2 separate regions of the Homo sapiens genome follow, and region 2 is linked to region 1. The links are chromatin contacts, found by Hi-C or POLR2A ChIA-PET in ENCODE. All regions are on one chromosome and are shown on one strand. The core of a region is the stretch at or near the end of the contact, and the rest is flanking DNA. Distances in the headings are between cores, read along the strand shown.

Evidence for each region. Hi-C counts contacts between places; a loop is a spot of excess contacts on that map. ChIA-PET counts read pairs that join two places held with the same protein, here RNA polymerase II (POLR2A). Pooled maps may share reads with other maps.
Region 2: a loop to region 1 is called in a pooled map, with 2.2 times the contacts of the local background. The contact joins two enhancer-like sites. A Hi-C loop is called at or near these places in 2 of 168 maps with a recorded cell type or tissue (Caco-2 and endothelial cell of umbilical vein) and 2 of 50 pooled maps. POLR2A ChIA-PET finds 5 or more read pairs at or near these places in 1 of 52 experiments (activated T-cell).

What each region holds. Positions count from the first base shown.
Region 1 is chr2:215,456,233-215,462,083 of GRCh38, reverse strand. It overlaps LOC102724849 (a long non-coding RNA gene), which reads right to left. Exons shown (of 4, transcript NR_110607.1): 2 at 5,092-5,192; 3 at 1-134. Among named protein-coding and RNA genes, the nearest start is that of FN1, 23 kb to the right of the region's middle. Within about 2 kb of position 1,288, at least 2 of the 41 ENCODE cell types and tissues checked have a DNase peak (open chromatin) inside an H3K27ac peak, as active enhancers do.
Region 2 is chr2:215,746,381-215,751,611 of GRCh38, reverse strand. It overlaps LINC00607 (long intergenic non-protein coding RNA 607), which reads left to right. Exons shown (of 10, transcript NR_037195.1): 2 at 1,195-1,369; 3 at 4,218-4,308. Among named protein-coding and RNA genes, the nearest start is that of LINC01614, 31 kb to the right of the region's middle. Within about 2 kb of position 1,816, at least 11 of the 41 ENCODE cell types and tissues checked have a DNase peak (open chromatin) inside an H3K27ac peak, as active enhancers do.

The DNA of each region.
Region 1 (5,851 bases), core at 39-2,538:
TCCCCCAGCTATATACCCAGCGGATCAGGGTCTCGGTCTGGTTCACTGCTACATTTCCAGCCACAAGAAGAATGCAGGCAGATAAACATTCAGTAAATTGTTGGTGCTGAGTGATTGTTGGCAATCATGATTCCCTAGATTTAGATAAGTAAAAATAATAGCAATTATTATCTTCTATGTGTAGACTCTTTTAAAATTGTTTTTGTAATTAGAATCTTTTCTTATCTGGAAATAAAGAAAGTGAAACACTGTAAACAGAAATTAACAATACACCTAAGGTGGCACATCCCATTAGTGGGAGATCAGTAATGAGAACTCAAGTTCTCTGCCTTGGCCCTCTGTTAATTAGAAGTTTGGGAAAGCTTTGGGCAGGTCTCTGACTTTCTAAGTCTGAAATCCTGTAGAGAAGCTAGAATTCTTTTTCAGAAAATACACATGACTGCCACAGTCATAGACAGACTTTTAGTTAGCATGAGGTACTGGTCTGACCCATTATAGCAGCATAATCATGCTCATATTGCTTTCTGTTGATTCACCTGAAATTTCAAGCATTAGAAGAGATCTGGTTATAAAAATTTTTTATTATCTGTCATCTATCAATTTTGTGTTTTGATTTAAAAATGCAACCAAAAAGATAACAGGAAAAGCACTGAAAATATACCATTGTTATGGTTATTCAAAGAACTTTTTTACAGTTTTGTAAAATTGCTAGCTCTCTACTTGGGTTTTTCTCTAATGATTCCACACAATTCACAGAGGCAGCTGAAAAGAAGGAAAAGGGCTTCTGGTAAGAAATATAAGAAGGCAAATGCAGCAACCGTGTGTAATTCTGATTTCTTTTCAATACGTCATGTGACATTTCTGATTATAAATTGATGGCAGACCCGCACTGGTATGAAAAATTTTCTGTTATGTCATGCAGACATGTTATTCATAACAATGTACCAGATGGAAAACGTGAGCACTTTAAATGGAAAGTGAGTTATTTGGTCTTTCTATTTTGTATAAATCTTCAAAGCATAAATTAAAAGCAGAAGAGTGCCTTGTACAGTTTCAAGATCTAAAAACCTCTACCATACTCTGCAAATTTCTCAGCAGTGTGAAGGACAGTGTGTTCAGCTAGCCAGACAGACAATCTTATCTATTCTCTATGTTGTTGTTCCACTCTGGGATGACTGGGTTAAAGAAAAATGTACCCTGAAATGAGTATTTCCAACTCTAAATATGCAACATGAACCTTGAGGCCAGACAGGGTTTATTTTAGTTTCTGCTCACAGTGCTGTGTGTGCTGCTTCATGTTGAAAGATTTCTCATTCAGAAAATATTTCAATCTTTCATGGTTTTGCAGTGACTACATAAAAGAAGACTCAATGCACAGAGAAATAATCTCTTAGATAGCCAATTGAAATGTATTTATTTTCATTTTGTATTGCCTGAATAATTTATGTGTTATGTTTTGCTACTTATAGAGATGAGGAACTTAAAAGGCAAGTTTTTAGAGCTAGGGAAGCTTTTGTTTTTCTTCCATAAACATCAAACTAGTACACAGAATGTCCTCATTAAGCAATATAATAAAATAAAAGGTGAATATTTAATACATAAGGAGAAATAGAAAAATTCACACTTACATTATTGCCATACACCTCAATGCATAAAAGAACTACAAAGCGTGAAACTGAAATGTCAGAATGACAAAACCTCTAAAACGGAAATATCTCCATTGGCCAAGAATCTATAAATTATTTCTACCCTTAAATACCAGCAAGGGAAACTATAGAGCATACGTTAAACTTGGAAAATAGGAAACAACGCTTCTGTGACAAGGACAATGTGGCATATCAAGTGCTTACACTACCCTGCCACTTCCTACTCCAATCCATCCCATATGGAACTGCCGGAAGAGCCTTCTGCAGTTCTGAACATGTTGCTCCCTGGGTTGAAAATATTCAAAGGCTTCTTCTTATCTACAGAATACTTAGAAACCCTCTAAGTCTTTAGTTTGGGGCTTGAAATATGTTGAAATATTTATAAAGCTATATTATGACAAAGATTTGCTTCAAAATAATCTGGGAGACAGAAGAGAAGGAGGGAGGAAGTAGAGTCATAGAAGGAATATAACTGATCATGAGTTGATCATTGTAGAAAATGGGTGGTAACCACATGGCTTTCATTATTCAACTTTCCCTACTTTTATGTGTTTATAAAGTTAAAAACAAAGCAACAACCCTTCACCTTAACATTCAAAACCTTCTATAATTTGGACCTAATAATTTACCTTTCAAGTTTACAGTCAACCCATTAAGCAACTAAAGTCACATCCAAATTCATTTTCAAAATTTTGTCCCTGAGTATATCTTTTCTTGACTCAGCGCCTTTGTTCCAGCCATTTTTCCTTCCTGGGATGTACGTGTCTCCCTGCTTTGATTATTGGTCCATATTTTCTGAGCCTGAGTTTCCTCCTCTTTAAAATAATGGGTATGGACCGGGTGCAGTGGCTCGTGCCTGTAATCCCAGCACTTTGGGAAGCCAAGGTAGGTGGATCGCCAGAGGTCAGGAGTTAAGACCAGCCTGACCAACACAGTGAAAACCCATCTCTACTAAAAATACAAAAATCAGTCAGGCGTGGTGGCACATGCCTGTAATCCCAGCTACTCGGGAGGCTGAGGCAGGAGAATCCCTTGAACCCAGGAGGCAGAGGTTGCAGTGAACCGAGATAGCACCACTGCACTCCCACCTGGGCAACAGAGCAAGACTCAGTCTCAAAAAAAATAAAAATAAAAATAAAATGACAGATATGGACTAGAAAATTCCCAAGGTCTCTTCCAGCTTGAAATTACTGAATAGGCTTGACACTCACTTCTAAAGGCAAAGATCTACTTAGGAATAAAATCTGTGGAACAGAGGACTCAACTAGCTACAGTCTGAGCTGGAACTGATGTCACCTGTAATATCAAGTTCTTTGGGGGATTTCAATAAAATTAGAATCCCCCCCCCAACCTTTTAAAAAAATGTTTCACTATTATTGACTTCTTTGAAACTTTTCATCTCATATGAAAGCTGGCCTAAATAATCTGTAAGGTCCACTTAGCAATACATTCCTGTTTCTGGGGAGACAGGATGCCTTAGGGAGAGAGGTACTTTGAGACTGAGACTAGGTCATTAAGGACTGGTTGTAGGAATTTGGCAAAAGAGTGTGAGATTGTGAAGCGTGGAAATGAAAAATGGGTTCTCCGTGTACCATCTGAGCACTAGTTCTCTTATGTCAAATGACTTAGAGTGAACATTTTTGTTGCTTAGATTTTCATTATTAATTGTTAACTAAAATCACTTGAGTGATTAAAAACTCTTGGCAGCCACTGAATGTAACAAAAAAGCAAAAATTTGTTAATAGATTATTCAAATCTACTTAAATTGTTTTAAGTGATTATTCAAAATAAATATTCTTATTGTCTGATTATAAAAGTCACACACATTTGAACCAAATGGCTTTGGTTATGTATCTCTGTTCCTCTTCCATGATCACTATCCCCCCTCACCCACCCACCAGAGTACAACAGGTATGTTTGTGCTCTGTGAGCCTGTCTGATTGGATCAGAGGGTAGAGATTCTCTCTATCAGGGTTCTATAGCTGGGATTCAAATTAATTAATCAATCTGAATGTTTACAGTGGGAACGTTACATCGGAGGCTCTGTGAGCCGACTGTTAGAACTCTTGGTTGACAATGACAGAAATGCAAACTCAAATGTGCTTAAACAAAATATAATAACTTATTGGCTCAATAACTTAGAAGTCCAGAAGCATGATATGTACAATGCAGCACCGTATAGATGCTCAAATGACATCTTCAGAGCTGAGCCCTTCCATCTCAGAGCTCACTTTTCTTTGGGGTGCCTTCATTCTCAGGAAGGCTGTTCCCACACAGAGGCAGAGTAATCACCAGTAGCATCACACCTACATTCTACCACTTTAGCAATTCCAAACGGAAGTGTGATTATTAATTAATTCTTTAAAAATTCTCAGGAAGGGTTTCCATTGGCCTAGTTTGGACTGCAAGCCCAGCCATGAACAAATAGTAAAGGCTGTTGGTAATCAGGTACTGCAGTGCTCTGATTACTGGGACCTGAATCAAAATCCCACCCTGAGATCAGCAGGACCTGAAAAGCATGCACTGAAAGTGGAGAATGAATGGGTCTTTAGAGGAAAATCGGGGGGTTTTCTCTTATCACAGGGTCACATATTAGAAAAAGAGGTGATAATATTAGGTTGGTATGAAAGTGATCGCAATTTTTGCCTTTATATTCAATGTAACATATTCAATGGCAAAACCGTGATTACTTTCACATCAACCTAATACTTAGTTAATTGACTATTAATTCACCGATCGGCTGAGGAACTATCTAGGGCCAGCTTTGGAAGAGCCCCTTCTTGGAGAGAAGATATATAAACAGAAATTTGCTAGCAGAATGGACTGACTGAGTGGCTGCAGACTTGGGCTTTTTATGATCTAAGTGGCTGTGGTGCTTTCCCATTCAACCGATTGACTACTGAGCCTTATTCATTGGTCATTGTTTATCTTTGCTTGGATTATGCTGGGAGAGAATGACCAAGGCATTTGGACCAATCCAAGGAAAAGCATATTTAGGGTTCCTACCTGGTCCACTGTATATGTAAACATGGCTTACCAAATTCCTGGCCAGGCGCGGTGGTTCATGACTGTAATTTCAGCACTTTGGGAAGCCGAGGCGGAAAGATCACTTGAGGTCAGAAGTTCAAGACCAGTCTGGCCAACATGGCAAAACACTGTCTCTACTAAAAATACAAAAATTAGCCACGTGAGGTAGCAGGCACCTGTAATCCCAGCTACTGGGAGGCTGAAGTAGTAGAACCACTTAAACCTGGAAGGCAGAGGTTGCAGTGAGCCCAGATCATGCCACTGCACTCCAGCCTGGGCGACAGAGCGAGACTCTATTAAAAAAAAAAAAAAAATCCTGGAGTAAGTCTGAGGTATCAGGAATAAGCCTATTTATCAAATATAGCATAGTAACCTGTTGATCCAGTGTGCCTTGTCAGTTAATTTTCTCATTACTTACCTTTGAAGAAAATAAACTATACAGATTTGGTGTTTGCCAACAGGCAGAATATGTGGTTCCATTCACTGTCCAAATAAGCAGATGTAATCAGTTTCTCATTTCTACAAAATACAAACCTTTTATTGGTAAATTTGTTATAATTTAGAATGAATACATTGCCCCTCTTCATGCTTACAAAAATTCAGTTAACCTTAATCCAACTCAAGCCTCACCTCCTTTATAAATCCTTCCTTGATCACTCTGTCTACAACAATTTTCTTTCACTTCTTTCTTTTCTCTCACTTTTTCTTTCTCATTTTCTTTTTCTACAATAATAATACTAAATGTTACTCATTGAGCAACTATTATGTGCCAGGCACTCTGCTAAATATTTGTTAAGAATGATCCCTTTAAAATCCAACCAACAAGGCAGGTTATTAAAGATGATGCTTGTTTTGCAGAAGCACGGAGAAGCTAAAAAGCTTTGTCCAGTGTCACCTAATTTAGTGATAGAGCATGACTTTGAACCCAGATAGTCTGATTCTCAAGCCCATGCCCTTAGCCACTTTACTACACAACCTCTCACTGCACTTTTGATTATGTTATGTTATGTGGCAAAAGCGATTTTGCAGATGTAATTAAGGTTATTAATTAGTTATTTTTGTGTTAATTAAAAGCAGATTATCTGGTGGGCCTAATCTAATCACATGAACCTTTTAAAAGCAAAGAGCTTTCTCAGACTGGTGACAGAGGAAATGTCAGAGAGATTCAAAGCACAAGG
Region 2 (5,231 bases), core at 567-3,066, 290 kb before region 1:
AAATACGTTTTTGACTGCATGCAGGGCACCTCAGCTTTTGCTACATGGTATTCTTACAAAAGTAATTGAAAGCAGAGGAATGGTAAGGAATGAATCATCTTTTCATCTCCTGCTATGGAGTAACCAGTACTTACATTCTTTTTCCAACCGCTGGTGTTCCTGAATTGGTAAGGTAAAATGTTAACAAGTTGACTTTGAGACGGATGAATCAGCAGGGAAACTGTTGAATGAGTGAATCAATGAAGTGAAAAGTGAAATAGGGGTTTGTCAGCACCATCCAGGCAGCAGATGGATGGAATTTAAGAGGGGATGGCAGTGAGGACTGCCTGCACATTTTTCTTCTTCTCAGTATTAATAATTGAGAGTAGCTTAATCATCAAGTTCCCTCTCCAAGAGCTACATAAAGTGGGGAGTCCTTTTTAACTTTCTCATCTGTAGAAACAATGATTTTAATCAAAGTATTCAGAGTTAAATTCTGTAAGCCCTAAGCCCTGGACAGTGATGAAGGCCGTGGTCTATCAGGGAAGGTAGGAGTTGGCTGGATTAAGGGTAGGGAATTCTACATGAAAGGTACAAATGTGACTACAAATGTTACTACTAATCGCAAATGCTTACACAGCATTTGTTATGTGCCAAGCACTCTTCTAAGGGCTGTACATGAGAAAACCCAGAGTCAAAGCCACATCCTGCCAGGAGCTTTGAAGGTCCCCAAATGCAAAGGCGGCAGGGGTGAAGAATGGGAAAACTTGATTTACAGTATTTTTATTTTCTTTTCTGCATATTCTGGCAACCTACCCCACTAATCACATAGCGGTTAAATTGAAAACAAATGAGTTTATGTAGTCCAAATTCAGTAAAGGTAGATTACAAAAGGAAGAAGGGAAAAGTTTTTATTTCTTTTGTGGAGCTTGGTGACAAATTCTTTTGAGGCTTACACTACCTTCATGACAAGGTCTGATATGATCCTCTCTATTCTACAATTGCCTCCACTCCCTCTCCCTTCCCCTCTACCAGTTTCTTCAAGGACAGCTGAAATCTAGGAATGAACATGTTGATACACCTAATCCTGGGCCCTCATGGAAATATTCATTAAGAATAACCTTACCCTTTGCCAACTGCTAGATAAACCAGTTTCATCAGATGATGCACACTGGAGCCAGATAACTTCTAAAGACCCTTGCAAATCTGTTTCAGAATGCGTGACCTATCCAATCCTTCCTCTCATGGAAACACCAACTCATCCATGCCCTCTGTGCTGAAACTTCGTCTCAGCCTGCTGGAATCACCTGCACCCCATGGGAACTGTAGCCATATCTTCAGTCCTGTGAGCCCCCGTCATGGCCTGTCACAGGAGTAAATGAGGAGTAAGGTGAGAGAGGGCACTAAAGAGAGGATAACTAATCAATCAATCATCAATTTCGACCAAGCCTCTCCAGTTGTGCTTGGCTCCTCTGAGGTTAGGAGACATGAGGAAGGTGAATTTTCAGTTTCCATTTTGATTATTTTAGAAAATACTGAGCAAAACGGCAAGCACATCCTGGTGACCTTTGGGAGCTCTTTCTACATGGAGGGGCACAGGGGCAGCAGTGTTTGAGGACTGTTAGGTGGAACCTACAATTCTGCCTTCGTCCGCCTACATCTGATCTATATATTTAGTAACGATTCTGAGTCAGGAAGTTAGGAAAGTTTTCATGCACTTCATTTGTATCTGTATTTGGCTAAGTTTGTGAGTTGCTATGAGGAAATAAACAAACAAAAGCAGCTCTCCCTCTCCTCCGCCCCCACGCGCCACTCCATGCAGGACAAGGGCTCCAGGCTGATGACGGTGGCTCCGTTTCCCTGACTTACTTCATCCTCTCCTACAGCTCTTTCTGCTTGGAAGCTCAGGGGCTGAGCAGAGGCCCCAGGGCTGTGTCACTATGGAGAAGAAGGCTGCGAGATCGCAGTGTGAGCACTGACTCCCTGTCCCCACACCCCGGCTGCCTTGTTCTTCACCCCTGCCTGCAGCCTTAGCCCTGCTCCAGACTGTGGGACCAGACCTGTCCCTTGTTGGGAAACTGAGGAGTCCAGCAGCATTGGTTACACACTGATGAGCTGCCCTGCTCTGACCTCGTGCTCCAGTTCTGGTAACTGGGCTTCTGCTTTGACCTATGATCCCACTGGGTAGTGTTTTGTCACCCTGACTTGTGTCCCTGCCCTGAGTTTCAGTTTGTCTAAGCCTGAGGTCATTCCTCTGAACTTTAGCTCCTTAGCTAAACTCTGCTCACACCTGTCCCCTATTTTGACCATCCACTGGGCAGCCTGTTTAATGCTTTGTGTTCTGTTTTCTCCTTGGTGCTCAGCTGCTGGTACATCATGGCTCCACTTCCCTGAGGCTAACTCTCCTCAGATTTTGACCCCTGGGATCTACCCTGATTATTTGGTAACTGTACCTCTATTTTACTTAGGATTCTCCACTTAGGGATTTACTTAGGGTTACCACTGAATGGTAGAGCTTCAAGCCTGCTATTCCTATACGCCACTACTTACCTTGCCTTTGGAGATTTCTTTAAAAAAAAAAAATTGACTGCCGCTGCTATGTATTAATTGAGATTCATTTGATTAAAGGGGGAGAAACAGACTTTGTCCAGTTTAAGTAAAAAGAAAAATGTATTGAGAAGATCTGAGTTTAAAAACCAAACCTCAGCAGGGTAAGAAGTAGGGAGGCTCCAGAGACCTTAACTGTGGGAATATCTGGACTTTCCCTTTAGGATGCTCTGTGGCTCAGCTCCAGGACCCTCAGGTGCCGGTCCTCTGAACACAAATCTCCACATTTCCAGGAAAGACAATATGATTAGCCCGGCTTCATTTAGGCATTCAGCCCTGAAGAAAGTAGCCCTGGCTCATGTCACCAAGTAAAGACACGACCTCTGGAACTCACCTCACTGAATCGGGGCAAGTCCCTGGGAAGGGGCCAGGGATGTGAACTGAGAAGTTCACTCCAAGAGTCACACCAGGCATGATCATGCTGGCCTCAGATGACACGCCTCTCCTAGCATGCACCCCCAGCATGACCTTAGTTCCTCCAGCACAGCTGAAGCATTTTTAAAGGCTCTCACAGAAGGCTAGATTTTTAACAAAAACATCGAATAAAAGAGGAACATAAAATGAGAAATACACTTTGTAAAGTAAGATGCGTTAGTCTTCAGCTTGAGATATCTTACCGGATGCCTTCTTGTCTTCTTCAGGGCTGGGTTTGTGTGTCCAAAGCCATCTTTAAGCTTTGCTCCCAAGCCAACTGAGCCAACTCAAAGTTCAGAGGGAGAGAGAAAGGCTAGGAATTCTGTCCTATCTGGCTAAGGCCTGCCTTCAGAGTGCCGTTTTCCCACCTCCTCCTCAGATAAGTGTGACACTGGGACTAGCCTCTCTTTTCAGGAGTAAACCTCTTCCCTTTCTACAGGAGTATGGTCTGGCCTGATGTTTAAAAAAAAAAATACTCTATCAGGGCCGCTTGGGCGCAGCTCACATCTATAATCACAGCACTCTGGGAGGATGAGGCGGGAAGATTGCTTGAGCCCAGGAGTTTGAGACCAGTCTGGGCAACATATGGAGCTCCTGTCTCTATAAAAATAAAAAAAAAATTAGCTAGGTGTAGTGGCATGTGCCTGTAGTCCTGGCTACTTGGGAGGCTAAGGTGGGAGGATTGTGTGAGCCCAGGAGATCAAGGCTGCAGTGAGCTATGATTGCACCATTCCATTCCGGCCTGGATGACAGAGTGAGACTCTGTCTCTGAAAAATAAAAATAAAAACTAAAGCTCCATGCAGCCAATGAAAACATATATATATGTATATATACAGAGAGAGAGAGAAAGAGAGAGAGAGAATCTATCAGAGCACTACCTAGTAAGCCCAACCTAGTAGTCCCGCTATTTATCCACAGGATAGTCACATCTAGTAGCAGGAGATTGATTTATTCTATCACCCAAATGCTAGGACATCTGTGATTTTGGTCCCGGTCATCTCACTGTGGCTTACTGCCATGACTACTGTGTTATAATCTGATTCAGAGTCAACATACACTGACTGTATGTGGGTGATCTGCCAGGCTCCATGGGTAAACATTTATACCTGTGTTATTTAATTCATTATTTAACACAAGTCACATAAGATTCTCTTGGAGAAAGTGTGGTAGCCAAATCTGTTTGGTTAACACTGACTCATCTGCCTTTCTTTTGCAGGCCCAGAATACTCAGTACCTCTCAATGACCCTCAGACGCTGTAGGAAGAGGATTGGTTCACCTTTTAACCCAGAATTTCTCACATTGAATGGTTAGTGTAATCCTTTTCTGTCTAGTCATATTTTTGCTGAACTAGCTTTCAATGGAACACTTTTAAGGAAATGAGAATTTAATTTAATGTTGCCAGCATTTCTGTGAAGAAGGTGCCATTAGTCTCATTTCACAGATGGGAAGACAGAGCCCCACCTCAGAGTCCTCGTACAGCTTGGCCAAGTTCATTGCGTGGCTCTGTGGAGCTCTGATCTGGGTCCTCTGAGTCCAAATCTATGCTTTTTCTGCTGTGCCTGGATCTCCACAGGCTTTGAGACTTGCCAAATTCTGCTGTGTGCCAGATCTGGATGCTGATTATGTTTCATGCTTTTGTTTCACTATGAAACCCTAGGTTTGGGTTGCAAATCCCTAACCAGCCAGAGAGAAAGCACTAAAAGGTGACCTCCCTGGGTAACTTCCAAGGCCACATGCAAACTCCTCTCCTGTTTCCTCTCCTGCTGCCGGCTCCACACACCTCCAGTTATCTCCATTCTTCATTCTAACTTGGCAGGCGATGCACTACACTAGGCCTGTTTCTAACATGGTACCCCACGCCTCCTGGTACCCCACAACATGTGTCATCTTCCTCTCTCCTTGAGTGTTGACTAGACCAAGTGACTCACTTCTAACTAACAGACTATGGCAAACGTGATGGGCTGTCCCCTCCAAGGTTAGATTAGGTACTTGTCAGCGTCTTCCAGAGAAACAGAGCATGTAATGTACAGCATGCAATTATAGAGGTCAGTAAGTCTCAAGATCCCCAAGATCTGCAGGTGGAGTCTACAAGCTGGAGACCCAGAAGCTGATGGTGTAGCTTTCATCCAAACGCTGGCAGGCTCGAGACCCAGGAACAGCCAGTGTTTCCGTGTGAGACCAAAAGAAGGAAACAGCTGATATCCCAGTTCAAAGGCAGTCAGGCAGGAG